3 separate regions of the Homo sapiens genome follow, and all the other regions are linked to region 1. A link is a loop called in an ENCODE intact Hi-C map of the cell type or tissue named here. Cell type or tissue: PC-9. All regions are shown on one strand. Links, peaks and the distances in the headings refer to the core of each region. The heading gives the core; the rest is flanking DNA. Region 1 holds the start of LOC105373426 (a long non-coding RNA gene). Region 2 has its middle 49 kb from the start of ODC1-DT. Region 3 has its middle 37 kb from the start of ODC1-DT.

Evidence for each region. A loop is a pair of places that touch in the nucleus more often than their neighbours do. Peaks named below come from ENCODE experiments on the same cell type or tissue, not always from the same donor. Only the 100,000 strongest peaks of a DNase experiment are listed, where the experiment ranks them.
Region 2: it touches region 1 in a loop (10-fold over the local background); 6 of 110 quality-filtered maps call a loop at or near these places.
Region 3: a loop joins it to region 1, with 9 times the contacts of the local background. A loop is called at or near these places in 6 of 110 quality-filtered maps.

Annotation. Positions count from the first base shown.
Region 1 is chr2:10,542,076-10,551,941 of GRCh38, forward strand. It overlaps LOC105373426 (a long non-coding RNA gene), which reads right to left and starts at 4,890. Exons shown (of 3, transcript XR_001739284.2): 1 at 4,774-4,890; 2 at 1-3. RefSeq lists enhancers at 4,136-5,007, 5,097-6,296, 5,878-6,749, 8,492-9,361. In PC-9, for the core only: no CTCF peak of the experiment used is centred there; DNase peaks (open chromatin) are centred at 3,759 and 5,126; H3K4me3 peaks cover 1,008 bases; H3K27ac peaks cover 2,078 bases.
Region 2 is chr2:10,493,671-10,503,536 of GRCh38, forward strand. No RefSeq gene overlaps it. Among named protein-coding and RNA genes, the nearest start is that of ODC1-DT, 49 kb to the left of the region's middle. RefSeq lists enhancers at 1-41, 92-231, 3,883-4,415. In PC-9, for the core only: no CTCF peak of the experiment used is centred there; a DNase peak (open chromatin) is centred at 4,381.
Region 3 is chr2:10,481,897-10,491,762 of GRCh38, forward strand. No RefSeq gene overlaps it. Among named protein-coding and RNA genes, the nearest start is that of ODC1-DT, 37 kb to the left of the region's middle. RefSeq lists enhancers at 5,240-5,750, 5,751-6,259. In PC-9, for the core only: no CTCF peak of the experiment used is centred there; DNase peaks (open chromatin) are centred at 5,385 and 9,055; H3K27ac peaks cover 365 bases; H3K27me3 peaks cover 1,057 bases.

The DNA of each region.
Region 1 (9,866 bases), core at 1,175-9,174:
AGCCTTAAACAAACAAACAAAAAGCAAGTGCTCCAATTTTAGCGACCCTTTCTTTCATACGGTGGCTATGCGTGGTAGCAACCTAGCCGACTCTGAGAATGCAGGCACACACTCACACGATCTGCTGGAGACAGTGACATTCTGATAATCCTAAGAAAGTCATTGCTTTATATTGTGCAATTGGGCAGTTTGAACAATGTTTGGAAATGTTATTACTGCTTGATATTTTTAGGGAAGGAGCAATGAACGATTTGTCAACTAAACAACTTTCACATCTTCAGGCTGAAAAAACTTGGGGGCTGGAAAAACTTGTGGACAACAGCAATGACAAACTTGAAAACATAATTCTTTTTTTTTTTTTTTTGAGACAGAGTCGCACTGTCACCCAAGCTGGAGTGCAATGGTGTGTGATCTTGGCTCACTACAACCTCTGTCTCCTGGGTTCAAGCGATTCTCCTGCCTCAGCCTCCCAAGTAGCTGGGATTACAGGCGTGCACCACCACACCTGGCTAATTTTTGTATTTTTTTAGCAGAGATGGGGTTTCACCATGTTGACCAGGCTGGTCTCGAACTCCTGACCTCAAATGATCTGCCCGCTTCGGCCTCCCAAAGTGCTGGGATTACAGGAGTGAGCCACCATGCCCAGCCAAAAAATGTAATTCTTTATCTTGTTTAAAAATCATCCCAATGAGGAGAATTGGTAGATTTTGATCACATTTATTAAAAATATTAAAAACTTCCAGTTACTTTGCAAAAACAATAGATTGACAATAAGGATGATAACAGTTGTCAGATTTTTAAAACAAGCAAACAAAAATGTTTGCATACCAGTGGATTTAAAAGAGAAACCTGGTTTCATGTGGGTGGACAAGGCCCTTCTTCCTTCTGGCTCTCTGTAACTTTGGCTGTGTATTTTCGGCTATGACGTCCATCAAAATCAAGTATTGAAATAACTTAGAACAAGATCTTCAGATCATTAAACCAATTATTAAACCAAGATTTTGTAAGAGAACAAAGCATACCCCATCACCTTGCTTTCACCAACAAAATGTTATTTTTGAGATTATTGAGAGCGAAAGGTTATTTTTGAGCCGTTAATGGAAACCAAAATCACAATCATTTAAAAATATTGTTGATCTAACTTCATAGTAAGTCTTTCTGTTTCCATTTTTTGTGTAAGTTTTATAAGTACATGATATATAAGTACAATAATACATGTGTGGCCGGGTGCAGTGGCTCATGCCTGTGATCCCAGCACTTTGGGAAGCCAAGGTGGGTGGATCATGAGGTCAGGAGTTCGAGACCAGCCTGACCGGCATGGTGAAACCCTGTCTCTACCAAAAATACAAAAAATTAGCCAGGCATAGTGACAGGCACCTGTAATCCCAGATACTTGGGAGGCTGAGGCAGGAGAATCGCTTGGGCCCAGGAGGCGGAGGTTGCAGTGAGCTGAGATCACGCCACTGCACTCCAGCCTGGGTGACAGAGTGAGACTCTGTCTCAAAAATAAATAAATAAATAAATATTAAACTAATAAAAATATATGTGTATAGTTTGCAAAGAAACATACATATCAAAGTTAGCGCTGGGCGCGGTGCTCAAGCCTGTAATCCCAGCACTTTGGGAGGCCGAGGCGGGTGGATCACGAGGTCAGGAGATCGAGACCATCCTGGCTAACACGGGGAAACCCCGTCTCTACTAAAAATACAAAAATATTAGCCAGGTGTACGGCGGGCGCCTGTAGTCCCAGCTACTCGGGAGGCTGAGGCAGGAGAATGGCGTGAACCCGGGAGGCGGAGTTTGCAGTGAGCCAAGATTGTGCCGCTGCACTCTGCACTCCAGCCTGGGCGACAGAGCAAGACTCCGTCTCAAAAAACAACAACAACAGAAAACTAAGTTAGCTCCAAGACTTTTCACTGACAATAACAATAATCTCTATCTTTTCTGCTCCTTTGCAAAGCAACCTTGCCACAATTTCCTTAGGAAATAGTGCCAGCTTTCCCCCTCCCCTTTGAAGCTGGGCTTGTTTTGAGCAATGAAATGCGGTGGGACTAACGCTATGTAGGCTCCAAATTTTGGTCTTAAGATAGAAACAGTTTCTACCTTGGTCACTTGGGAAGCCCATTCTTGCGGTCCAACCACCAAGTTAGGAATATAGGGAGAAAAGGAGAGAAGTCTTACTGTCCCAGCCATTCCTGCAAACACCAGACACAGAGGTGGCACCGTCTTGGTTGTTCCAGCCCCAGCCATCCTGTGATAGCAGCTTCACAAGAGACCCACATCAATACCACGTGGAACCGAAGACCTGCCCAGTGGAGCCCTGCTCAAGTTCCTGACCCGCAGAACGTGAGCAAATACAGTGGTGGCTGTTTTAAACCTCTGAGCTTTGAGGTAGTTGGTTATGTAGCAAGAGGAAACTGAAGCAGACCACTAGCCTACGAGGTGAAGTCCAGACTCCTCGGCGTGCAGCACGCAAGCCACAAAAGACGTCTGTACCTTCCAAACTACAAAAACTTTGACCTATTTTTAAAAATTGTGGTAAAATATACATAACATGGCTGGGTGTGGTGGCTCACGCCTGTAATCCCAGCACTTTGGGAGCCCAAGGTGGGTGAATCACCAGAGGTCAGGAGTTCGAAACTAGCCTGGCCATCATGGCAAAAGCCTGTCTCTACTAAAAACACAAAAATTAGCCGGGCGTGGGTGGTGTGTGCCTGTAATCCCAGCTACTCGGGAGGCTGAGGCAGGAGAATCGCTTGAACCTGGGAGGCAGAGGTTGCAGTGAGCCGAGATCATGTCACTGCACTCCAGCATGGACGACAGAGCAAGACTCTGTCTCAAAAAAAAAAAAAAAAGTATACACACACCCACACACCACACACACACACACACACACACACACACACAACAGTTATCATAAGCATTTTGAAGTGTTGAAGTGTACAGGTCAATGACATTGAGTATGCTGACATTGTTATGCGACCATCACCACCGTCCATCTCCAGAACTATTTCGTTTTGCAAACCTGCAACTCCATGGCCGAGCACGGTGGGTCACACCTGTAATCCCAGCACTTTGGGAGGCCAAGGCAGGCAAATTACCTGAGGTCAGGAGTTTGAGACCAGCCTGGCCAACATGGTGAAACCCTGTCTCTACTAAAAAATACAAAAAATTAGCCAGGGCCGGGTGTGGTGGCTCACGCCTGTAATCCCAGTACTTTGGGAGCCTGAGGTGGGAGGATCACGAGGTCAGGAGATCGAGACCATCCTGGCTAACACGGTGAAATCCCGTCTCTACTAAAAATACAAAAAAAATTAGCCAGGCGTGCTGGCACACACCTGTAATCCCAGCTACTCTGGAGGCTGAGGCAGGAGAATCTCTTGAACCTGGGAGGCAGAGATTGCAGTGAGCCAAGGTCCTGCCATTGCACTCCAGCCTGGGCAACAAGAATGAAACTCCATCTCAAAAAAAATGAAGAAGAAGAAGAAGAAAAAAGCTGCAACTCCATACCCATTAAACAACAACTCCCAATTCCGCCTACCTTCCAGTCCTGCACCCACCTTCTACTTTCTGTCTGTAGCTATGGCTGCTCTAGAAGCTCACAGGAGTGGAATCACAGAGTTTTTGTCCTTTTGTGACTGGAATATTTCACTCGTATCATGTCCTCAAGGTTCAAGGTTCATTCATGGCGTAGAATGTGTCAGAGTTTTTCTTTTTTTTTCTTTCCTGAGAAGGAGTCTTGCCCTGTCACCCAGGCTTGAGTTCAGTGGTGCAGTCTTGGCACACTGCAACCTCCCCTTCCCGGGTTCAAGTGATTCTTCTGCCTCAGCCTCCTGAGTAGCAAGGATTACAGGTACCTGCCATGCCTGGCTAATTTTCTTCTTTCCTTTCTTTCTTTCTTTCTTTCTTTCTTTCTTTCTTTCTTTCTTTCTTTCTTTCTTTCTTTTTTTTTTTTGTGCGTGTGTGCGTGTGTGTGTTTAGTACAGGCGGGGTTTCACCATGTTGGCTAGGCTGGTCTTGAACTCCTGACCTCAGGTGATCCGCCCGCTTTGGCCTCCCAAAGTGCTGGGATTATAGGTGTGAGCCACCATGCCTGGCCCAGAATTTTTCTTTTTAAAGGTTGAATAGGCCAGGCGTGGTGACTCATGCCTATAATCGCAGCACTTTGGGAGGCCAAGGTGGGTGGATCACTTTATGTCAGGAGTTCGAGACCACCTTGGCCAACATGGTGAAACCCCGTCTCTACTAAAAATACAAAAATTAACCGGGCATGGTGGTGGGAGCCTGTAATCCCAGCTACTTGGGAGGCTAAGGCACAAGAATTGCTTGAACCCGGGAGGCAGAGGTTGCAGTGAGCCGAGATCCTGCCGTTGCACTTCGGTCTGGGCGACAGAGTAAGACTGTCTCTAAATAAATAAATAAATGTTGAATAATTATCTATTGGTATCCTCCAAACTTACTAGACGCCACCACAGCCTTTGCTGTTGCAGCCGGTTTGATCTATTGCCCCCCGAATATGCCTTACACGTACCTATCTCTGGTGCTTCGCTTATTCCATTTTCCCCTTTTGGAATGCTCTTCCTTTGTTCTTGGAACAAAGTTCCAAACAAAGTCCTTGTAACAAATTCCCGAGTTCTTGGCATGAACTCGAGCCCTGTTCATGCCATATTGTGCAGCTCAACCCCAACTTCTTTCAGGAAATATTCTTGAATGATGCCTTTACCCCATACCCCAGGCGCAGGCTTTCTCTCTCCTGGGGCCCGCAGATCTTACCGTCTGCACTGAGCGAAGCCTCCCTGCTACTGCTTCCCAGCCATGCGGCGAGCTCTTTGAAGGAAGCCGTGGCGGTATATTTCTCTTGTACCTCTGCTGAGCTCAGTATCAGAATGTGCACACAGCAGGTCCCTGATAAGTAAGTGCAAAAATGCATGAATAATATAATGTGTCCTAAGTCCCCTCCCTTCCAGTACATTCGATTTAACTCAGTAGACACATCCTGCGCCTGCCAGCTCATTCAGCCGCTCAGGGCTGCATCAGCCTGGAGTAGGCACGACTCAGATTTGAAGACTGATAGTCACGAACTCAAATTCCAGCTGGGCCACTCAGGGGCTGGGAGACCTTGGTCAGCCTTAATCTATTCACTCATGAGGAGGAAGATCCTAGGGGCTTTCTAGGGTTGGATGAGAAGCTGTTAGATCCCAGCAGTAAAGTATCTCATCCAGTATTTAGCACTTCAAGGTATGTAGCACACCTGGGGTTAGCGCGGTGGTGAATTTTATGAGTCATCTTGACTAGGTTAAGGGATGCTCAGATAAGCAGCAAAACATTATTCCTGGGTGTGTCAGTGCGGGGGGCGGGGTGGGGGGCATAGTTTTTGAAAGCGATTGGCATTTCCATCAGGGGACCCAGTAAAGAAGATCCGCTCTCTTCCCTGCGGGTGGGCCTCATCCAACCCATCGAGGAAGGCTTCATAGAACAAAGCGGCAGAGGAAAGGCCCATTGTCTCTCTTTTCTCCTGAGCTGGAACATGCATTTCTCCTGCCCTCCGACGTCAGAGCTCCTGGTTCTAGGGCCTTTGGACTCAGCCTGGGACCTCCATCATCAGCTTTCCTGAATCCCCAGTGCAGTGCAGACAGCAGATCTTAGGACATCGTGGCCTATGTAATCACACGCCAGTCCCTCATAATAAATCTCTTTCTACTGCTCTCTATACATCCTGTTGGTTCTGCTTCTCTGGAGAACCCTAATACAGTCAGGCACCGAGACACTGTCCCACGGCGGAAGGCACGCTTCCCCTACCCACCCTACCCTGGAGTTCTCACCAGGAACTAACCCAAAGCTCTGTGGTCAGTAACCTTTTCATATGGAGCTCAGCACAGCAGCTACAGGAGTAAGCTGCGTGTGGAAAGAAAGAAAGACAATCTCATATATCCTTTCATTATTAGACGGCCCCGTGGCCTTGTCCCTGCCCTATAATTGACCTTCGTGACTACCTGGCTTCACCCCCAACTGCGAAAGCACACCTCCGCCCTGCCACTGCCACCCGGGGCCTTATTTCACAGGAAACAAAACCGAAGGCAGGGTTTGGCTCCTGGTCACGTGACAACAAAGGGCTCGTGCTGGGACCTGGGACCACCTCAGGCTCAGAGGAAAGGCATGTCCCAGACCCGTTCCATTCAAAATCTGCGGCTGCCTGTTTTGATTCTGACATTTCCCCCCAAAGCCAAGTCCTTGGAGCAAGTGGAATTTCCAAGTTTTTTTATTGGTGGCCCCTGGTCTGATGACCCGCTCAGGAATCTATTTAAAATGTTTTTCTTTTAAATGACAGGAGTAGGTAAACAGGCTTTGAAAAAATATAAGCAATACAGATGGGTAGTACCAAGAAAAAATAGTGCCTGCCCCTCCCCGCAGCAATGCCTGGAGAGCAGACCCAGGCTAAGGAGAAGTGGCTGCCACTCGTTGAAAAAGAGCCGTCACTTTTTCACTTCTAGATTCTATCCAAGGAAAGCCCACCTTGTGGCTCCCGAAGCCACTGTTCTATTTCATTCCTATCGCTGTGAACTTCCCTGACGAGGGGTGATTCCTTGCTGCTGTGGCTTTCCTTGCTCCAGGCGCCCTCAGTGCTTGCAGCCTGGCCGCGTGTGCGCCTCTGCTGGGATGACCCGGTCCTGTTGCCCCGGGGCCCCATCGGAAGGCCGGCTTTCCCCACCTTGAGCGGCTCGGCATCTGCCGGCTGACCCCAGCCCTTCCTTCCTGGAAGCCCTTCCTTTCTCGGACTCTGACTTGCCACATGGCTTTGCTCAGATGCTCAGTCGGCGGGCAGCAGATGCCTTAAGCAGCCACTGCCGGGTGGATGTCCCATCTGGAAAGATCAGATCTGAGAGGTGATGTCATCCAGACCCAAGATCAGCAGAAACTGGGGCAAAAGCAAGCTCCGCAGCCTTCCAAAGAGTCCCGTCTGGAACCTAAGAGGGAGTTTGCCGATGAGAAAACAGGGCATGTTGGAGACGGCAGGGAGGCATGGTGTAGATTTTGTCACTCCCTGAGTAACAGAATTTGAAAAGATTGGATCAAATCAGATCAAAATGCTTACTCTGTGCTAGATGACAAAAAGAATACAAATAAATGTAAAATATGGACTCCCCCTCCAAGGAAACATAACAGTCTCCCTTCCCGGACAGTGCTGTGATTTGACTATATCAGGTAGGAGATTTAGCAGAAAAATCCAAAGCCCTGTCCTCTCATGTCACAGAGGTTCCTTGTCACCTCCAGCAGTGGCACCGACATCGTAAGGATCAGGCTCCTCCCGGTTTCAGTGTGTCCTCCCTGGGGTGCAGGACCTGTCCTTGCAGCTGCTGGAACTTGGGTCATTACGTTGAAATTCCAGCCGTGGGGACTGGAAGGGATGCTCCGCCCTTGAGGACATGAACTCCTAGAAGTGGCACACACTGCTTCTGCTCACATCTCCTTGTCCAGCACTGAGTGAGTTCAGGGAGGCGTGAAGGCGGCGCTTTCTCCAGGGGCACGTGCTCACTTTTGGGGTACCAGCTGGAAGAAGGGGAGAAGAGGCACGCAGGCATCACAAGCATTTTCAAGCAGCAAATAGTGCACTGTGGTGGGGGTAAAGGAGACACGGACGTCTGGAGGCAGCTGGCATCTGTGAGACACTGGACCGTGCCCGGGTTCTGAGACGGCACATCTGATGAAGGCCACCCAGCCTGTGTGCCCCACTCACAAAGGCGCTCAGGATCTCAGTGCTGGAGGCCCTCCAGGGCCGTGTGTCCCCGCACCTTTTGATTGAATGCACCCCTCCAGAGGCGCTGTCACCCTCCCGGGCAATTTGGCATTCCTGTAATGTACATGGTTCTTTTTCGGCTTGAACTTCAACCTGCTCGAGACTTCTACCCAGGAATAATTAAATGCAGCAACCCAGCCCTGAACTGAGTGCCTGCTCTGTGCCAGGTGGGGAGAATGTGGGGGTCGGCTGAGAAGGGGATCCCATCCTAGGATCCTAGGACCCTTCTAAATCAAGTCACAGAGCGATGCTGACAAACGGAAAATAAGTAGGTCTTTATAGCCCACAAAGTGTGCAGAGAGTGGTGCTGGGCCTCGAGTGACAGTGTGTACAGTGGTGACGGGCAGGCACCCTGAGAGATGGGGACAGTGAGGCTGCAAGGCAGGACTAGTGGGGCAGCTAAGGGACTGGGGCTTGATCTCCAGGGGCACTGGGCCAGAAACCTGCAGCAACTGAACCCCTTTCCCAGCCCCCAGAGGGCGGCCGGATGGTGGGGCCCCATCCCTGCCTGGCCTCCCCGGGCACCACTGTCCACTGTCTGCTTCCATCCCCAAGGCTCTCTGGGCCCTGGGGCAGACCTTGGAACAGGTTACTGTGGACCATGGGGACCCCCAGCACCCCCTGAAAATGCTGTCTTTTGTTCCATCAGACCCAGTAGCTCTCCAGGCTCTCCTGACCCCAGTGTCCCTGTGGAGAGGAGGCCCCAGGCACTGGGGAGCTGGGGCTTGCATCCAGGCCAGTGGCAGGGGGGCCACGCTCCCAGGGCCCGGCCACACCCCCTGGGCAGGCGGCCTGCCACACGCTGCTGGCTTTTTCCATATTTACTCCTGAACTTTCCTTCAAACAATCAAGAGGATGTACCCTCAGCCCAGCTGCCAGGATACACGTGTCCTCAGCCTTTTCCAGGGAGGGAGCTGCTGCCCTGGGGGTGGGGGGTGGGGGCAGTGCTGGGACGGGAAGGAAACCCAGCCCGCTCCATCCAGGAAGCAATAAGCCGCCATCACTGGTTCCACAGCCGCTTGTTCCTCAGTTCGGGAAAGAGGGACATCCAGCACCAGGTGGCAGCGGGTGCTGGGGGCTGCCCCTGCTCCATCCACCAGCACTCAGGCTCCCCATGTTACAGAAGGTGGCTGGTCAGACATGAGCAGGGCAGGAGAGGCACCCCCACCCCCCCAGGAGTGTCCGCGACCATCAAGGGATGGTCAGGCGGTTGGTGACTGTCTCTCTAAAATAATAATGGGGCCGGGTGTGGTGGCTCATGCCTCTAATCCCAGCACTTTGGGAGGCTGAGGCAGGTGATCACTTGAGGCCAGGAGTTCGAGACCAGCCTGGCCAAAATGGTGAAACCCCATCTCTACCGAAAATACAAAAATTAGCTGGGTGTGGTGGTGCATGCCTGTAATCCCAGCTACTCAGGAGGCTGAGGCAGGAGAATTGCTTCAACCCGGGAGGCACAGGTGGCAGTGAGCTGAAATCGCGCCACTGCACTCCAGCCTGGGCAACAGAGACTCCATTTCAAAAAAATAAAATTAAATTAAAAATAACAATAATAATAATAATTGGTTGCAGCCAGCTCCAGGGAAAGGCAGTCTCCTAATAGAAAACACCTGAAGCTGGCCATCAGCAGCTTCCCCATGAGACCTCAGGAGCTGGGCAGGTGGGCTCACACGTGTGCACCGAGAGGTGAAATGGCGGAGTATAAGCGGTATATGACATTCTAGGGACATTCGACTGGCATGGGAAGAACGCCTCAAGGGAGCATGTGTACAGCTCCAGTGCGCACACTGCGCATGCTCCCCTCCCAAGCGCTGGCCGCCACTGTGCATGCGACAGCCCATCCCGAGGGAGGAATCGGGGAGAATGGATGCAAGCCCCCGGCAGGCCACCATACAAAACCCCAAGTCAAAGGTCAAGCGTCGCACTTGTCTTTCGAGTCGCCTGCTGGGCCCGCGTCCAAGTGTACTTTCCTTTCTTTTCATTCCAGCTCTAAAGCTTTTTAATAAACTTTCACTCCTGCCCTAAAACTTGCCCCAGTCTCTCCTGCCTCATGCCCCTCAAATTCGTTCTTCTG
Region 2 (9,866 bases), core at 667-8,666, 49 kb before region 1:
CCCGGCCCTGTGCCACCTCTCCCCGGAAGCCTCTGCCTCAGCAGCCCCTACCCTTTGCATGCCTCACTGGCTGGCTATTTACACAACTTGGGCGATGACGCTGGGGCCAGGCTCATGCCGGGGCGGCAGCTTTCTGCATGCCACATCCTGGAGCGAGGGGAACCCCCCGAGAGGATGGTTACTCAACAGCACCTGTAAACCGTCCCACTGATTCACCCATAAGCCATCCAGGGAGGCAGTGAGGCTGAGCCAGCTTTGCTTTTGCAGAATGAGGGACTGTGCTGTGGACTCAAGCTGTCTCTAGAACACACACACGTCACAAATGAGACCCTTAGAGCTGGCTACAATCCAAAGTAGATGAGTCCAGCTTCTAACAGCGTGCAGGCTGCCACGGTGAGAGTCACGGAGACCGACCCTTGGCACAATAAGACTGTGGACTGAGGCCAGTGCCTGTGGACTGAGGCTGGTGCTGTCTAAGAGTCACCCTCCCTTCCGTACATGTGTACCTTACCACCACGCAATGGCCCTCCGTGAGTGGCCGTGCCCCCCGCTCAGCAATGACCTAGCAAGGAAACTGAGGCTCACAGAGGTGACGTGTCTGTTCTAAGTTCGTGAATGCCAACTTAGAATTGGTGGAGCTGGGAACAGAACCCAGGTCTTCGGACCTGATGTTGGCCACATGGGTGGGCCCCACAGTCAGGACAAGAGGGGTGGGGGCTCTGCAGAAGGATGGGGCTGTGGGTGGACAGCCAGGGCCTTTTCCAGACGTGGGCCATGGAAGTCCAGCAGCTGGATCAAAACCCCATGAGCTGAGCCTGCCCCTATGGATCACAGGTCACAGACATGTCTTCGGAAGCCAGTCGGGGAGGCCAGGGCTGGGGCGGGCCAGGACCAATCCACACCAGAGGCACAACAGCAGTTCCCAAGGAAGAGCAGTCGAGGGCAAGGGCCAGCCAGGCTGGGGTAAAACCCCACCAGGGTTGCATCCACTTAGCTGCTGGGGAAGGGGCCCAACTGGCCACAGAGCCTTGCAGGTGGGCCAGGTGAGGGGCAGGCCGCAGGAGGGAGCTGCTTCCCCACCTGGGAGCCCAGCACTGGCGTTCCCTGCTTGTCCCACATCTGCGTCATCAGTCACCGTGGTTAACAAGGCTCCCCGTGCCTGCCACATGCCGGTCACGGAAGGGCAAGAGGGATGGGATTTGCCCACTGTCCTCCAGAGGGGTTTCCTCTGGGTGCAGAGTTAGGCAAAGTCAGCCTCCCCGCTATGGGTGGGGATATTCCCTCCCTGCTTCCTTCCTTCTTTCCCTCCCTCCCTCTCCCTCCCTCCCTCTCCCTCCCTCCCTCTCTCTCTCCCTCCTTCCCTCCCTCCTTCCTTCCCTCCCTCCCTCCCTCCTTCCTTCCTTCTTTCCTTCCTTCCTTCTCTCCCTCCATCCCTCCTTCCCTCACTTCCGCCCTCCTTCCTCCCTTCCTTCTTTTCTTCCTTCTGTCCTTTAGAGTATTATCCTTCTGCGTGTCTTGACCACAATTTCTTACCCATCTGTCTGTTGATGGGCATTTAGGTTGTTTCTAGTTGGGGCTACTGCAAATAAAACTTCTGGGAACATCCGTGTACCAGTCTTTGCATGGACATAAGCTTTCATGTCTTGGTAAACACTCGGGAGTGGAATGTGGCTGGGTTATAGGCCAGGTGTAGATTGGACCTGACTGTTCTCCAGAGCGGTTATACCTCTCCACACCCGCCAGCAGCGGCTGAGGGCTCCAGTTGCTCTCCATCCTCACCTACACTTGATATGCTCGGCCCTTTGAAGCTGAGTGTGCTTCTGTTTCAGTCACTCCCTGCACACTCTGAGGAAGCCGTCTTACCCTGTGCTGCACGTGAAGATGCGGAGTCTTCGTTTGCTCATCCTGCACAAGCCACCGGGGATCCCCGCACTCCCAGACCCTCCAGCTCCTGCTCACAGCCCACTCCTCAGTGCTTTGCCCTTTCCTATATCTTATCTTCTCATCGGCTTTACCCCTCTGCCGGTAAACTCAGCCCATCCTAAATAAGCCCTCCCTGGGCAGCACCTCCGGCGATGGCTCTGCTGCCAGATCTGCTGAGCAAACGCCCTGTGCCCCGGCCCCATCCTGCAGGCACGCCCGCCTCCTGACCCTCTCTTCCATGCTGCTTCCACGGTGTGGCTCTCCCCTTCCCATCCCACCCCCCTTTATGATGGGGTGCCGTTGACTGCCCTCTGTTCCTCTGTCAAGGTTCTTCTTGAATGACCCACTTGCTCCCCGGCTGTCACCTCCACGTTCACAACCCGAACCCCCATTTCCAGCCATGGCTGAACCTTGCACATCAGCCTCCTGGAAAGTCCTGACAGCAGGTCCCCGGGAGCTTTGCTTTCAGCCCTTCAGCCTTGGGGGTGCATCCTACATTTTCCCTCCCTACATTCAGATTCTGCAAATCGAACTGGGGGTTGGTCCAGAGTCCTGCTCCCACCTCCATCTGATCCCACCCTAGTCCTGCCAATTTCACTTTCTGAATCTTATCCGACCTCCCGGCCCACCCAACCCTGGTCCCCACGCTGTGAAATGAACTTTCTTTTCTTTTCTTTTCTTTTTTTTGAGACGAAGTCTTGCTCTCTCCGGCCCAGGCCAGAGTGTAATGGCATGATCTCGGCTCACTGCAAACTCCGCCTCCCAGGTTCAAGCAATTCTCCTGCCTCAGCCTCCTGAGCAGCTGGGATTACAGGCACCTGCCACCACGCCCAGCTAATTTTTGTATTTTTTTTTAGTAGAAACAGGGTTTCACCGTGTTGGCCAGGCCGGTCAAACTCCTGACCTCAGGCAATCCACCTGCCTCGGCCTCCCAAAGTGCTGGGATTATAGGCGTGAGCCACCGCGCCCGACAAAATGAACTTACTAAAGCACGAGTCTGACCGCAAGCCATTCTGTCACCTGTTTGAGCCTCCTGGGGCTCTTTCTCAGCCCCCAAGTGAATGCCTAGCTACATAGGCTGGCATTACTACCACCTGCTACCTGCCACCTGCCACCCACCCACCTTTGTCATCTGCCACCTCTGGCGTCACACGGCACCCTGAGTCCAGAACTTCTCAGGCCGTGTGCAAGTGCCAGGGGGCTCCACTCTGAAATGTCCCTCCTGCCTCTATGCTTGCCTGCCCTGACCTTGGCTTCAGACCATGCAGACACCCTCCCTCTCGGAAGACCCCTCTTTTGAGCTTATCTCCAAAAGAGATGTTATGCATCCCCCTCACATTGAACCGGAAGCATTGTGCAGGGCTGGGCCCCCCCTTGCCCTCAGTTTTGATTTCCCAGCCTGGCAGAGAATAAGTCCTCATTAAGATTGCTGTGAAACCTGCCCCACTTTGGCCAGTGAGTGAGGGCATGTCCAGAGTCAATCGGTCTGCCTCGCAGACACCATGATTTTATTTAACTGTTTTGTTATGGAAATGTCAAACGTACACAACGTAAACAGTAAACACAAACAAAGAGCAAATAGTATAATGAACCCGCATGCTTCCCACCCAGCTTTAATAACCTTCACGCTTTGCCACTTTTGTTTCATCTTTCCCACCAGTAATCCCCCAACCGGTGATCCTCAACTCATTTAGTATGTTTATACTTCAAAGATTATGCTGTTTCTTTCTCTTCTCCATGCTGCCATGTATCATTGCAAAGAGCATTGGCAGTGGCTTTGACCACTAGTAAATGAAAAGAACAGGGCTGGGTGTGGTAGCTCACACCTGTAATCCCAGCACTTTGGGAGGCTGAGGCAGGAGGATCACTTGAACCCGGGAGTTCGAGATCAGCTAGGACAATGTAGTGAGACCCTGTCTCTACTAAATAAGAAAGAAATAAATAAAAACATAGAACAGTCCAACATTACGAAAGCGATTGCACTATTTTATTATTAATTTCTTATTCTGCATCAAGCATGTGGCACTGAGGGCTTCATAAGCATTATCTTAAGACACTGCCAGAAGTAGGTGTCATTATTATTCCCATTTTACAGCAGCTAAAACTGAGGCTCAGACACTAGGAAATGTGTCCAGAGTCTCTGCTAGTAGGTGGCAGAGCTGTTTAACTGCACGGCCCGCAGGTGTCATTTAACCAGTGACGGTCTGAGGCTGATCTTGGGCACCTGGCGCTGGTCGTAGGAGCCCGTGGATGCCGAGCACCCTGGGCCACCTCACTTTGGGAGACGGTGAGGCTGTGCACACCACATTCCCTGCAATGATCCTGCTAAGAACAGGAGCCCAAGGTGCCAGCCGGCCACGGCAAGACAGGGCCCGCCAGCTGTTTGGAAGAGGCGGCAACAATGAGTCACCGCGCACACGGGCCGTGCCGGGGCCGGGCCGGGGCGTTGTCTGGGTGGGTGACAGGCAGCCGGGTGTGTGGGCTGTGATGTAACAGGCCTGCTGCAGCTGCTGGGTGGCAGGCGACTCACTCTCCTCCTCTGTCATGGCTTTGAATCGCCTCTGCTGCGGGAGGGGCATGGAGACAGCACAGCTCCTCCCCCAGCCCACGGCCAAGACAGCCGGCCAGGTCCAGAGGCCCACCAGCCACTCCTCGACCTCCACGCGCAGTCACCTGCCCTTCATCTTCACCTTGGACCTAGGGGGGACGAGTGGGGGGCGCGTGTACTGCAGTGGATGCTCCTGGCATAGAGCTTGGTGTAGAGAGAGAAGGAAATTCAAGACAGACCCAGGTCCCCAGTGCCTGAGGAAGGGCAAATGCAGCAGGAGTTGCTTCTTTTGACCTAAGAAGGAGAAGGAGGTAAAATGAGAAAGTGATCCTTTGTTGAGTACCTATGGGGTCGCAGGTGCAGTGTTAAGTCTCATGACAGCCCAGTAAGATGGGCATCATTCATTCATTCATCCATTCATTCAAATATTTCTAAGCACTTCTGGCCAGGCATGGTGGCTCATGAGTGTAATCCCAGCACTTTGGGAGGCTGAGGTGGGAGAATCACTTGAGGTCAGGAGTTCGGGACCAGCCTGGCCAACATGGTGAAACCTCATCTCTACCAAACATACAAAACTTAACCGGGCGTGGTGGCACATGCTTGTAATCCCAGCTATTCAGGAGGCTGAGGCAGGAGAATCACTTGAATTCCGGAAGCAGAGGTTGCAGTGAGCCGAGATCTTGCCACTGTACTCCAGCCTGGGCAACCAAGAGAGACTCCATCTCAAAACAAGAAAAACAAACAAAAAAACCCCAAATATTTCTGAGCACTTCCTTGGTCCCTCCACTGTTATTATCCTTGTTTTACAGGTAAGGAAACTGAGGCTCAAACAGACCATTTGACTCCCCCAAGCAAGGCTGGATCTAGCTCTTACAGTTGCTTTGTGTGAATTTGAAGGCACGCCTCTGGGAAGATGCAGCCCCCGACCAGGGCACACAGCTTAGCAAGTGGGGAGTCCCTGGCCAGACACCCCTAGCTACGTTCCTGACCAATGGCTGGTAGACGGTACCACCTGGCCCTTGGCGTCCTAACCACGCACTCTCTCTCCCAGGCCATACATACTCCCTCTACCAGCAAAGGTCTCACAGGGTGAGGTCACCTTCATGGGGTGTTTGATAAACTCTATGAACTAAAATAGATGTTTCTCGTCTTAAAAGGAGGCCGGAAAAGCTCTTAGGAAACGGTGAGTGAGCCAAGAGCCCAGGAGAACTGTGAGCTGGAGCCAATGGCCTGATCAAACTCAGTGGATGGAACGGGTAGGAGGCTGGTCCTGCACTGTGCGGGGGGAGGGCTGGGCGGGCAGCACTCAAGGTGGAAGCCACTCCTCCAGTCGGCCACGTGAGTCCTGATTTCTAGTACTTGAAATGTTCTGCGGAAAAGGATAACCATTGTTCTAGGTACTGGCGTACACTGCTAAGGGTAGATTTTAAATTTTCCAGCAAGAGCCGTTGAGAAGTGAAAGAGTCTGCCTTACATGTAGTGAGGTTGCCGTCATGGGAGGTATTTAAGCAAGGGCTGGCTAGCCACCTGTTCAGGCCAAGTTAGTCTGGATTGCATAATGGCTAGGGGACTTTCCAGGGATAAAACTCAGGATTCTGATTTGTTTGACAAACCCATTAGGTTACTGCATTAAGCCACTATATTAACATCCTGTAACATGCAAAGGAAATCACCGTATTCAGTTCTTAAGTGCGTCCAGGAGCCCAGAGGGCCAGCCAGACCCTGAAGAAGGAAGTGAAGGATGGAGTGAGGCAGTTCTGCAGCTCAGGAAAGAAGCCAGTGCTCCCAGGAGTTGTCACCCCACTCCAGCTGGTTTGCATGGGAGCCGCAGGCAATTCCTTGGCCCTGGCCAAGCTTCCAGCCACTCTGGCCACCCCATGGCTCCAGGCAGTGAGCACAGAGTCTGCGGCAGAAGTGGAAGGGCAGCCAGCCGGTCTGTGGCTGGAGAGTACCAGCTCGTCTGCACTGGTCGTTACAATAGGGTCATGCTTCCGCACCAGCGGGCAGAGCTGCCGCTGCCCAGCCTCCAAGATTCTGCAACTAGAGGAGGCCTGGGACCAGGGGTCTCTCTGATACTGGCCTGACAATCAGCAGGCTCATCACTGTAAGCAAAAACCCCTCGAGGGGGCTGAACACCTGTACAGATGTACACCGGTGTGTGCGGATGGACGGCCTTCTTTCTGGCCACCCAGTCTCCCCTGGCCTGGGCCGATGTGGAGGACACAGGTGAATGTGGCAGGGCCCAGTGTGCATCCAGGCCTAGGTGGGGACTCTGGCCGCTCTGTTTAGGAACCACCATGGGGACCTTGGGTGCATCGTGCCCCCATCAGCACACGTGAACAGTAGCATCACAAGTGCAGGACTGGCATGAGGGTGCTCAGCTGCTGGGTTCCAATCCTGGTGGTGCAGCCTCGGCCATATCACTTAACTTCAGCGTGCCTCAGTTTCCCCAGCTGTAATGTGGAGTGGCACTTCTCTCATAGGGTTGCCGTGAACCTTAAATGAGATAGTTCCTGTGATGAGCTCAGGAGCGCCAAGCACAGAGCTCAATAAAAGTTAATTATTATTATTTGGCACGGGACCTGTTCGCTATTAGATGCTCAATTAACTTTCCTCTCCTACCCAGCCCCGGGGACTCACGAGCCCGGGAGGGAGCCAGGCCTGTATGGTGAGCACCTCATTAGTCACAGCCCTGAGTGGAGACTCCAAACCTCTGAGTGGAGACTCTTCCCTCCCTCCAGGGCAGCAACGTTTCTGTCTCCGAGTCCCCACAGACCTGGCAGAGCCCCAGCCCCAACAAGTCAACGCCTCCTTCCTTCCTCCCAGCTCTTCTGTTGTGTCTGTGACAAACACACAGAGACGCCAGGGAGCACCTCCCCACCTTGGCTCCCTTCTCCTGCGGGTGCCTCCCGGTCCCTCCTCCCCTGCCCGAGGTCTGAAGGTGGGAATCTCCAACGCCCCTCTTTTACCAGGTAGAAGATGCTGCAGGGCGAGGGCTGAGTTGCACAGGACAGGCCTGGCCCCCATCCACTTTCCTGCTCACCCTCCCACTTCTGTGCGGTCCCCTGGTCTTCCAGGACCGGAGGCTGTAGGTTGGGCATGGCCAGCAAGGGCTGCATCCGGGCCAGTGGGGAGGTGGGACTTGAGGCCCTCGGGACTTCAGGCTGTCTCCGACTCTCTCGCTGGAGTCTGGGTGGGGAATTGGAAGTTAGGACAGGCACAGGCTATATTTTTGCCCCACTTGAAGGGTTGCCTGGGAGGGTTGGCGGTGGGGCTTGCCCCCCAACAAAACAGCTGAGACCCTGCTGTCGAAGGAACAGCTGCTGGCGGCTGGTACCTACCAGGCAGGGAGCCCCAGCTGTAACATTAGGGGCTTTGACACCCCCAGGAGGTGGTGGGAAGAAGACTGGGACCCTCCATGGGCACAGCTGGCCTACAAGCTGTAGACAAGAGCCTCCACAAGACCCCAGGCCTGCCCTCCACCCCGATGGCCCCGGGGCTCCTCCTGGCTCTGCAGGAAGAGGACTGGGCAGACCTAGGACAGGGGCAGGGCCTCTGATTCTGGCTTCTGTGTCTTCTTGCCACAGGGAAGGATTTGGCTCCTCTAGTCACAGGTGAGTTCCCTCGGCTCCCCCCAGTGCACCTGCCCTGATCCGCCTCCTCCCACCCCCACCACGTGGTGGAAGTGGACACCTGTGCTGGACTCCTCAGGCACCTGCCCCGGCAGCCAGCCTCCTTCCCTCCACTGGGCCTGTGGACACGATCATGCAGAAGCTTCTCCCCAGCTCTGACCCCTCCTCCACCAGCCTTTCCTCCCCTTCCTGCTACCCAGCCTTCTCCCTCAGTGGCAGTGGCACCAAGCCATCCAGCGGACCTTGCTCAGATCTCGCCCCACTCTGCCTAACTCACTCAGCAGCCCATGTCAGCCCCTTGCCTCCACTGCCCCCTTAATTATTGATGTCCCCAGAGATAAACCCAGGCACTCTCAGGGTATCAAATGCCACCTGGACACAGTGACACCAAGTATGGCTCTTTCCAGACCTCTCCATACCCTGCCCAAGCTCTTGACCCGTGAATCCATGTATGGTCATTCAGCGAATGCCCCACATCTCACCTGCAGCTACACTGGGAGGGGTCCGCAGGCACCGCCTTTTCAAGCCCCCTTTAGGGACTTGTGCTTGCACTCCAGGACCTTCAGGCCACCCCGCCGCCACGCCCCCCTCCACCCCCAACACCTGACGGGCCTCTGAGTCCTGTCGTCCCACCAATCTCTCCCGGATTCGGCCTCCTTTCTCTCTGCCCTAGTTCAGGCTTCTCCATTTCATGCCTGTCCTCGGTTCAGCCCCTCGCAGCCTACAGAAGAATCTTGAATGTGCAGAACCACCTTTCAAGCCTGGCTTCTGTGTCTTCTTGCCACAGGCAAGGATTTTGCTCCTCCAGCCACAGTCCGTGGCGTAAGGTCCAGTTCCTCGGCAGGCCTCAGCTCCAGCAGCCTGGCCCGGCCTCCATGGCATCTCTCCCCCTCCTCCTTTAAGCCCTGAATGTCTGCCTCTCAACACCACCTCTGGGCACAGGCTGCACTCTCTGCCTGGGATGCCGTTTCTGCCTGGCTGGCCTGCCTGGAGAGCTCCTCTTTGCTCCTGAAATCCCCTCCTCCTACAGCTCTGCAAGACCAGTGGGTCACTGTCTCCTATGCTCCCGCTGTCCCCAAGCTTCTCTCCACCGAGACACATGTCTTAGCACTAGAGTCTCTTCCCTCACTGTTCCAGGGCCCTTTGAGGTGGCAGCGTGTCTGCCCCTGCTCCATGTCCCCCAGCCCTGAGCATGACCCAGCACACAGGTCAACTGTGATTGATAGCCTAGAGCCTCAACTGCAGAGAGAATTGGGGGGTCCAGAGAAGGAACCAGGGGTCAGGCAGCAGGAAGAATTCCACCCCTCACAATTAGGAGCCTGAGAACTTGGGCAAACCTGCCCAGGACAGCTGTTAGCATTCAGATTAATTAGTGAACTCTGTCAAGCACTTTGAACATGAAACGTGCTACATAAACGCTAAGTATTATTATTAAAAAGTAAGAAGTTCTCTAATATGCCAGACTGGAGAGCCCCAGACTAGTCTAAATAAAATGAAAGAATACAGAAAATGAAGCAATTAAAAGGTGTTATTTCAGGAGTTGCAAAAAGATGAAAGTACCAAACGGCTGCATTTTGTGCTGGCTTTTGTGAGCATCTCCCCTGCCTGTCCTCTGCCTCAGCTGCCTCTGTCTGAGGTCTGGTTCCCATGGTGGCAGGGGGACTATGAGGTGGCCTGTTAGGGCCAGGGCTCTGGGGGTCTGGGAAGAGCCAGGGAACCAAGGGACAGAGAACGTGCGATTGGAAGTGGCTGGTCTAGAGAGA
Region 3 (9,866 bases), core at 1,254-9,253, 60 kb before region 1:
TGCTGCCTCAGCCCTAACTCCACGTGGCCATTCAGCGCAAGAGCTCACCATTACCAAATGACTGGCCCTTGGGTCTCCTTGACTGACACGCACCCTGAACCCAGTTGGCCCAGCTCAGCTGCCGTGATGAGCTACCTGATGCCGGTGGGCACTTTGGGCAGGAGGCATTATGGGGAAGCTCTCCAGGAAAGGGCTTGTGCCAGGGCAGGTAGTGGAACACGGTATTCCATCACTCATATGAGGGAGGATGTAAGGATAGGAAACCTGAAGTGCCTTTCTTATACACTCAACACCACTCTTCTGACACCAGATGTGTGAGTTTTTTTTTTCCCACACACCAAGCAATTCTTCAACAGACCCCAACTGGGTTTCTATAATGCCACTCAGTTCTGACACTGTCGCCTGGAGGTAGCGTCGGATCCCACAGGCGAAGGGCTCCGTCCCACAAGGCTGTCCCCTCTTCAGACGCCAATCACAAGCCCTGGTGTATGACTCGTGTTCCTGACTGACTGGCTGTACATTGGGGGTTCCACAGTCCCCCTCCTCAGGTTTGACTAATTTGCTAGGATGGCTCACAGATCTCAGGGAAATGCTTACATTTACTGATTTATTATAAAGGGTGTCACAGGTGATACAGGTGAGCAGCCAGAGGGAAAGGATGCGTGACACACGCCTGTGGGAAGAGGTGTGGAGCTTCCATGCCCTCTGTGGGCACACGCCCCGCCCTCTAACGCCCCCCATGTGTTCAGCAATCCAGAGACTCTCCGAGCCCCAGAGTTCTGGGGTTTTCATGGCAGTTTCAACATAAGCATGATTGATTATTAACCTGGCTTCCAGCTCCTCTCTTTCTCTGGTGAATGCGGGATGGAGCTGAAAGCTCCAAGCCTCTCATCAGGGCTTGGGATTTCCAGTGACCGTTCTCCTGGCCAGGAGTCCACCAAGAGTCACTTCATTAGAAAAAAAAAAAAAGTTCCTATCATCCAGGAAATTCCAAGGGATTTAGGAGCTCTGTGTCAGGCACCAGGATCAAAGACCGAATATTAGAACCAAAGATTCTCCGAGCACCCCTATCTACAAAGGTTTCAGGAGCTCTGTCTCAAAAACCGGGGCAGAGACCAAATGTTAGAACAAAAAATTCTCCTAGCACACTTCTTGCTCAAGAAATTACAAGGTTTTTAGGAGCTCTGTGCCAGGGACTGGGGGCAGAGATCAACATATATGTTTTTTATTATGTCAGAGAGGACATGGTGAGATTTTCACGTGATAGGATTTTCCTGTCTCTGAAGACGTAAAACAGGAGTAATTTTGCTTACTAGCTCTGAGTCACTTTAAGCACAAGTGATAAACGTGTGTCTTATCACACGCTTTGGATAAAAGCAGATAAAATTTTGGATAAAATTGGATAATTTTATTCAATTCTCTGCCTCTTAAAAAATACTCGGCGAGGTATGGGAGGAATGCCTCCATGCTATATCTTTATTGACACACATGGCAGATCTCACAGGATTCCCCTGGGTCTGGACCAAACACACACAGACCCACTCTTCCCTTTGGTTCATTTTCCTTTTGGGAGTGGTATTTTTTTTTCTTTTCCTGTTTCCACCATCCCTTCATACACCTTCCCACTTCCACATACAGCAGCTTCCCCAAGACATCCATACTAACAACCCCATGTATATGTCTCTTTGCTCATATAATAATATACAAAAATATATATGGTTTTCATCACATCGTTTGCAAAAGTCAGATCATACCTTATACAGTTCTTTGCATCTTAGTTTTCTCAATGAAGTCAACAATCGTAACTCAAATTCATTCTTTTAAATGGCTACATAATTAAGTCTAAGGTGAGAATTACTGTACTTTATTCAACCCTCTCGTTGATAGGTATTCACTTTGTTCCCACAGTTTTCCAGGGCTACAATCCTTGAATATCAAGCCTTATGTATGGATGCTTTTGTGTCTATGTGTTCGTTTCCCAGGAAAAGGATTTTTGCGGATCTGAAGGGTTATTATTCTAACAGGTATTGCCAGATTGACTCTCAATACTCTCAAGTAAGCTGTAACCAGTAAATGAGTACTCATTTCCCCATACCCCAAGAACAAAACATGTTATTGCTGTTTTTAAATTTTGGTAGTTTTACACTTGTAAAGAATCATCTGGGCCAGGTGTGGTGGCTCACGCCTCCAATCCCAGCACTCTGGGAGGCCGAGGCAGGTAGATCACTTGAGGTCAGGAGTTTGAGACCAGCCTGGTCAACATGGTGAAACCCAGTCTCTACTAAAAGTACAAAACTTAGCTGGGTGTGGCAGCCTGCACCTGTAGTCCCAGCTACTCGGGAGGCTGAGGCACGAGAATCGCTTGAATCCAGATGGTGGAGGTTGCAGTGAGCCAAGATTGGGCCACTGCACTCCAGCCTGGGAGACAGAGCAAGATTCAGTCTCAAAAAAAAAAAAAAAAGAAAAAGAAAAAAAAGAAAAATCTGACCACTATTTTAAATTGCAGAGAATCTTTAGAAATTTTTGTTAGTCATTTGGGTTTGCCCTTTGGTGAATTGCTTCTCTAGATCCTTGGCCCGTTTTTTAACTGGGTGATTGTCTCTTACTAATTTGTAAGAGCTCTTTCTTTGCATACAAGACATGAAGCCACTGGCCTCTGAGTTGCAAGTGTTTGTAACTAGCACCTTGTTTATTGTATCTTTTGCTATAAACAATTTTAAATGGCTTAATGTCAACAAATATGTCTGTCTTCAAAAAAAAAAACTTCTGAGTTAAGAGAGTTTTCCCTACCATTAAATTATTAAGTAATCTTTAAAAACAGAAAAAAGGAAAGAAATCTTTACTGTCTTGCTATTGATGTCTTTGTCAAAATCCATCATTTTATAAATTGTAAGATTGAGGACCAAGTAATCTATCTTTTCCCATTAGTGAAAAAGAACATCTTCTTCATGTGTTAGAATCTTAAATGTACTGGGATCTATTTCTGCTTTCTCTGTTTGGTTCTAGAACTAGCTTTCTATTCCAATGCCAACAGTCTGTTACTTTGAATAGAGTGGCTTTCGGGCATGTCTTGATCTGAAAATGCAAATTCCCCCAATGATTCTATTTCAAAAGGTTTTATTTCTTAGGAATTAATTTTCCCCAACAAGCTTTATGATAATTTTATCCAATTCTCTGCCTCTTAAAAAATACTTGGCCAGGTATTAGGGTTTACACTTGTAATCCCAGCACTTTGGGAGGCTGAGGTAAGAGGATTGCTTGAGGCCAGGAGTTTGAGACCAACCCGAGCAACAAAGTGAGAGCCCCATCTCTATAAAATATGTGCATAAAAGAAAAAATATATAATATAATATATATATTAAGTATATAATATATAAATAAAAGAAAAAAGTACTCCATCAGAATTCTATTTGAAGTTGCATTAACTTTATACATTAATTCTAGGAGGGGTACTTTAAGTTAAACATATGCATTCCCATCCAAGCTTTCTCTTCATTCAGTCTGCTTTATGCCATCCAATTAGAGTTTACATAGGACATTATTCTTTCTTGTTACATTTTATTTCTGAACACTTCATAGCTTTGGTTGCTATTGTAAATACACTTTTTTCCATTTTAGTTGCTTATGACTAGAATAGACAGAAGCTGTCAGTATTTGTATAATTTGTCTAATTATCTAGTATCTAGCAATGTCACCAATACTCATTGATAATTTCTAGTTACTTTTACTAATCTCTTGAGTTTTCTAAGTGCATAGTCATATCATCCACAAAAATAGACAAATTTATTTCTTGTTTTCCAAGGTCTCAAAATGGTTTTATAGGCTTTTGATGTTATTGCATTCGCTGGAACCACGACAATATTCAATAATAATAATGGTCATATTATCACCCTTGTACAGTTCCTGATTTAAATGAACTGGTTCTAGAGTTTCACTCTTTAGAAAAATATCCTCTGTTGGTTCTTGGTGAATGCCTTATATTTCCAAATCGTTTCCATAATCTATCATAGAGGTTTTTAAAGAAAAGATGTTACATTTTGTCAAATGTCTTTTAGGCTTAATTGGAGTGTGTGTGTGTGTGTGTGTGTGTGTGTGTGTGTGCGCGCCCACATGCATGTGTGATTTTTCAAAAATTGTTTTCCCTTTGTTTTTGAAGAAGATACTTTTATGCTTGTAAATGTGCACCTGCATATAGTCTGTCACTCATTCTTTCTGATTTTAATTCATGTCTGTGGTTTTTCAAAGACAAAAACTAAGCAAAAGGCTTTTTGCATATGATGGAATAGTGTATTATTGAAAATATTATATATTCAATGACTAGCATCATGGTAAGAGAATCATGAAGTAAGTTAAAGTGAAAAAAACCCCTCAGTATACAAAACCATGTATAGCATCAACCTAGTCTTTAAAACAAGAAATACTCATCTATACATGACAAACCACAGAAAGGAAATACTGTATATAATGTTAATAGAAGTTTGGGTGATTTTTATATTATTACTCATAGTTTTCTGTATTTTCAGAAATTTTCCAATGAACTTGCCGTGCTGTTATAATCAGGAGAAAAAGCACATTTACATTTTGGAATGCCAGTAACAAGAATCTTGAGTCGCTTTTACAGGCACAAAGTGTCCAGGGCTCTCCCAGCACAGCCTGCTTGGAGTTCAGTGGAGGGTTGAGCCTCACAGGCTTTGCACGGCTTGAGGACAGGACCCAGGATTCACCAACATCCCATGGGGCCCGTTATGGGAACCAGCATTACAATATTTTATTTAATCTGAAGTTCCTGTGCTTTCCAGCACCTGCTGCTCCTCCCACCCAGGACAATGCCGCCTAACAATGCTGCTGGAGCCTAGCCAGCACTGGCAGAGCAAAGTCTGAAATGGAGGCTAGGAGACCCACCCAGCCCTGCCTGTGTTCTGTTCATGCTGTGTGACCCTGGGCAAGTCACTTGGCCTCTCTGAGCCTCAAACCCCTTGGTCACAAAATGGGGGGAATCATGCCTGGCCTTCTTCACACATTTGGTTTTGTGGATCAAAATCTAAAAGCAGCCATATAGGTGGGGCTGCTTGAGAAACCACCGAATGTAGTGCAAACCCAGGGGAATTTTCTCACCATGCAGAGGGAGCTCTCTGCTGTCCTCCGAACAATTCGATTGCAAAACAATTCTTATTTAATTGGATTTGTCTGCGTAGGTCAAATAATAATAATTACTGAGAGTGGTAATCGTATCAAGGACAGCTCACCATGCTTCTATTACATAACTCAAGCTTCTCCCTAACGCCCCAATTCAAAAGCCTCTCCCATTTGCCTGTTCGTGACTCAGGATCACCATCAATCCTGTGCTTGCAGAAAGGCCCTCAGCTCCTTCTCCCATGAGGCGAACAAACAGCCGCGATGTTATCCTTGACCTGGTGTTTTCACACCCAACCACAGAGTAAATATGAACAAATTGCTCAACCTTGAAAAGCATCGTCAGTGATCCACATACAGGTATGCCATCAGATTAGGGGCTTTGAAAGGTCAAGGGGAGAATGATGCTGTGGGATTACCTGTTCTTTTAGCTGAAATGCGTTGAAAGCACCTACCTCCACCTGAGGCAGCCCTGGAGGTCCCTGTCTGCCACAACCCCCGATGCCTGGCTTCCCTCTCTGCGCCTGTTCCTGGAGCCAGTTCTTTCCTCCGGCTCCCCAGGGAGAGTTAGCAGGGGGCTCAGGCCCCTCATCTGATTCCGGTTTTCTGGCTGGCCTCACTCCCAGGGCCCCTTGCCCACTTTGGTAAGCAGATCACTGATTAGGCACGGAGCTGTGGGGGCACACACAGTCCATACCCTGGCTGTGCAGCTGCACCAGACACAGGGCATCCTCAGGAGCTGCCTCCAATTCCATCTGCTGAGGCTTTTCAGCTCCAATTCCACCTGCCGAGACTTCTCACCTCCAATTCCACCCACAGAGGCTTCTCACCTCCAGTTCCACCTGCCTAGGCTTCTCACCTCCAAATCTATCCACCAAGGCTTCTCACCTCCAATTCCACCCACAGAGGCTTCTCACCTCCAGTTCCACCCACCGAGGCTTCTCACCTCCAGTTCCACCCACTGAGGCTTCTCACCTCCAATTCCACCCACCGAGGCTTCTCACCTCCAGTTCCACCCACCGAGGCTTCTCACCTCCAGTTCCACTCACCGAGGCTTCTCACCTCCAGTTCCACCTGGTGAGGCCTCTCACCCCCACTTCCATTCATGGAGGCTTCTCACCTCCAGTTCCACCTGCCAAGACTTCTCACCTCCAATTCTATCCACCAACGCTTCTCACCTCCAGTTCCACCTACCGAGGCTTCTCACCTCCAATTCCACCCACCGAGGCTTCTCACCTCCAGTTCCACCCACCGAGGCTTCTCACCTCCAGTTCCACCCACCGAGGCTTCTCACCTCCAGTTCCACCCACCGAGGCTTCTCACCTCCAGTTCCACCCGCCGAGGCTTCTCACCTCCAGTTCCACCTGCTGAGGCCTCTCACCCCCACTTCCATTCATGGAGGCTTCTCATCTCCATTTCCACCTGCCAAGATTTCTCACCTGCTAGAACCAACAATGACTCTCTGAGGCCTCTAGAGCTGCCTTCACATTTCAGGAGAAAAATGACTGCTTACAACTTTTAAGAGAAATAGAAATTAATCAAGCCACCGACTCAGGAGAAAGGCTTGGTCACTCATCTATTTTGGTCTGCTGAGCTGGAACTCAGGGCCCTTTCCATTGTGGACATTCATGCCCTGTAGTTTGAGAAAATGTTCGTGAACGATTTCGTTGTTTATTTCCTCTCTTGTTTTCTCCTCTTTCTGGAATGCCCTTTTTTAAAAAAGTTGGGCCTCCTGGTGGGACCTTCCATTTCTTGTCTTTTTCCATCTATGCCTTCACTTTACCTTTTTGCTCTACTTCCTAGAATTCTTCAACTCAGTGTTCTAGTCCTTCTGCTGACTGTTTCATTTCTGCTCTCAAGTTTTTAACTCTCAAGAACTGTTTTCTATTTTCTGAATGTTCCTTTTCTATACCATCTGTTTCTTGTTTCGTGGGTGGAATTAGCATTCCTTTCAGAACCCAGTAAGAATGATTCCCCGTGTCCCCCACCCCCACATAGACATTTCCTCAGCTTACCTGTTTGTTTGAGCCTCTGTAGTTCAGGATCTGAGATTCTCAGTTGTCTGCACCTATTAAAGTGTGAGTGCGAAAATGGCAATAGGAATTCCGGAACACGTAGCATCGGCAGGGCTGCCAGGGGATCTTCCTGGGCCATTTATATTGAATATGCCCAACCTTTTTTTTTTTTTTTTTTTTTTTTGAGACGGAGTCTCGCTCTGTCGCCCAGGCTAGAGTGCAGTGGTGCGATCTCGGCTCACTGCAAGCTCCACCTCCCGGGTTCACACCATTCTCCTGCCTCAGCCTCCCGAATAGCTGGGACTACAGGCGCCTGCCACCGCACCCGGCTAATTTTTTTTGTATTTTTAGTAGAGACGGGGTTTCACCGTGTTAGCCAGGATGGTCTCGATCTCCTGACCTCGTGATCCACCCGCCTCGGCCTCCCAAAGTGCTGGGATTATAGGCTTGAGCCACCGCGCCCGGCTTGCCCAACCTTATCTGTATCTTTAGGCCTTTATTTTGGAGCTGGTGGGATTGCAAAAAGCATCTTGGTGTGAAGATGCTTTTTTTTTTTTTTTAATCCTGTTTTAAAACCTGGTCACAGGTTCTCAAATGCCTTCAATAAACATTTGAGAGCAGTTTCACACAGAACAGAATCAGTTTTTGAAAATCAGATTTCTATGGTGCCTGCTCTAAGAAAGTAAGATGCACCCAGAATGCAGGACCAGCACCAGGCTGTGCAGCTGCACCTGCTTTGGAATTTCTGGAAGGTGAGGGCAATCACTCTGGCAACATGCAGGCAGAGAACCAGCCTCACTTTGCATCAATCAGCAGTGAATGTGACATACCCACTGTGGCATCTAGGTAAGCCATAGGGAGCTGGCTGTCTCAGCCAACAAAGATTCCCTGGATGGCCTCTGTGACAGCCTCTAGCAGGACGGCGTGGGCAGAATTTCAGAGGGTTCACAGCTCTTCCAGGGAGCTTGCATGCATTCAGGGTCTGGATCTATTTCACAACATGTCTGATTTCTTCTATTCTGACTGCTCTTGTTTCTATCCACTGGGAAACTTCTGATTACTTCTGTCTCGTGCGATCCAGAGTCTCAGAAACAGCACCCTGATGTTCCCTCGAGTCTCTCGGGTGACTGAGTCATGGTTCTCACTGTTTGCAACTCCTACCAGAAAGTTCTACACATTGCCTGCAGGCTTTGGAAGACACCACCCAAACAAAACGTTTAATTTAAAACTCAGTCCCCAGGAGACGAGAGTAGTGTTGTTATTACTTATCGCTTCTGAAGCGTTCTGGCTCTGAGCCTCTGGGGATTCATAAGGCCAGCAAAGCCCCCATTCAAACATTTAGGGTGGGCGCTGCATCCTGGGTCAGCACAGTTCGAAGCTGACCGTGGAGTAAAGAGAAGAGTGGGTGAAATCTCCAATAATGCACAGAATGCTGGGTTTCCAAAGAGAGAGGGATATTTATTGATTTATTTATTATTCTTAGTTTTGTTTTTTGAGATGGAGTCTCACTCTGTCGCCCAGACTGGAGTACTGTGGCGCAATGTTGGCTTACTGCAACCTTCACCTCCTGGGTTCAAGCGATTCTCCTGCCTCAGCATCCCGAGTAGCTGGGACTACAGGCATGCACCACCATGCCTGGCTAATTTTTTGTATTTTTAGTAGAGATGGGGTTTTACCATGTTGGCCAGGCTGGTCTTTGAATTCCTGACTTCAGGTGATCCACCTACCTTGGCCTCCTGAAGTGCTGGGATTACAGGCATGAGCCACTGAGCCCGGCTGAGAGAGGGATTTTTATTCCCGGGATCTGTCATAAGATCTGCCGTGTCATGGAGCAGTCAGCCTCAAGTGTACTCACAGGCAAAGTTCAGTGTTATCTAGATCCAGAACAAGGAAGTTGCCTTGTTCCACAAACATTAATAGAAGCCCTGGAATTACGCTCCAGAGGTGCAGAGCTGGCTGAGCCTGGGTCACTGCCTCAAATGAGTTCACAGTGTCCTGAGGGAAACAGACAGGGAAATGCCGCATCGGCATGCTGGGGCCAGGAGCAGTGGGTTACCTGAGGCCTGCATGGTGTCTGAAGGGATGGGGGAGCCCCAGGGGGCAGTCGTCTTCCCCCAACATCAAGGCCAGACTCAGAGCTCAGTGCTCAGGGGTTCTTGGCCCCACCCTGTAAGAGAGACATGGACAACAAGGAGCAAGTTCAGAGGAGCAGCTGGAGGCTGAGGGGCTTGTCCCCATGTCCTGCGTGTTCCCTCAGGGAACTACAGTTGTTTTGCTGGAAGGAAAAGGCTGGGAGTGGCAAGAGTGAAAGGGAGAACATTGCTGAAAGAAATTAAACAAGACTTAAATAAAGAGGAAGACACCCCATGCTTACGGATTGGAAGACTTAATTGTTAATCTGGCAATACTTCCTAAATTGATCTACAAATTCATTGTACTCTCTATCAAAATCAGGATGGCCCTTTTACAGAAATTGACCAAACTGATTCTGAAATTCATATGGAAATTCAAAGGCCTCAAAATAACCAACACAATATTGGTAAAGAAGAGCAAAGTTGGAGGACTCACAGTTCCCAATTTTAAAACCTACTACAAAGTGATTATAATCAAGACAGTCTGGTACTGGCTTAAATATAGGCATATAGATCAATGGAATAGAATTGAGAATCCAGAAATAAACTCATATGTGTATGAACAATTGATTTTCAACAAGACTGC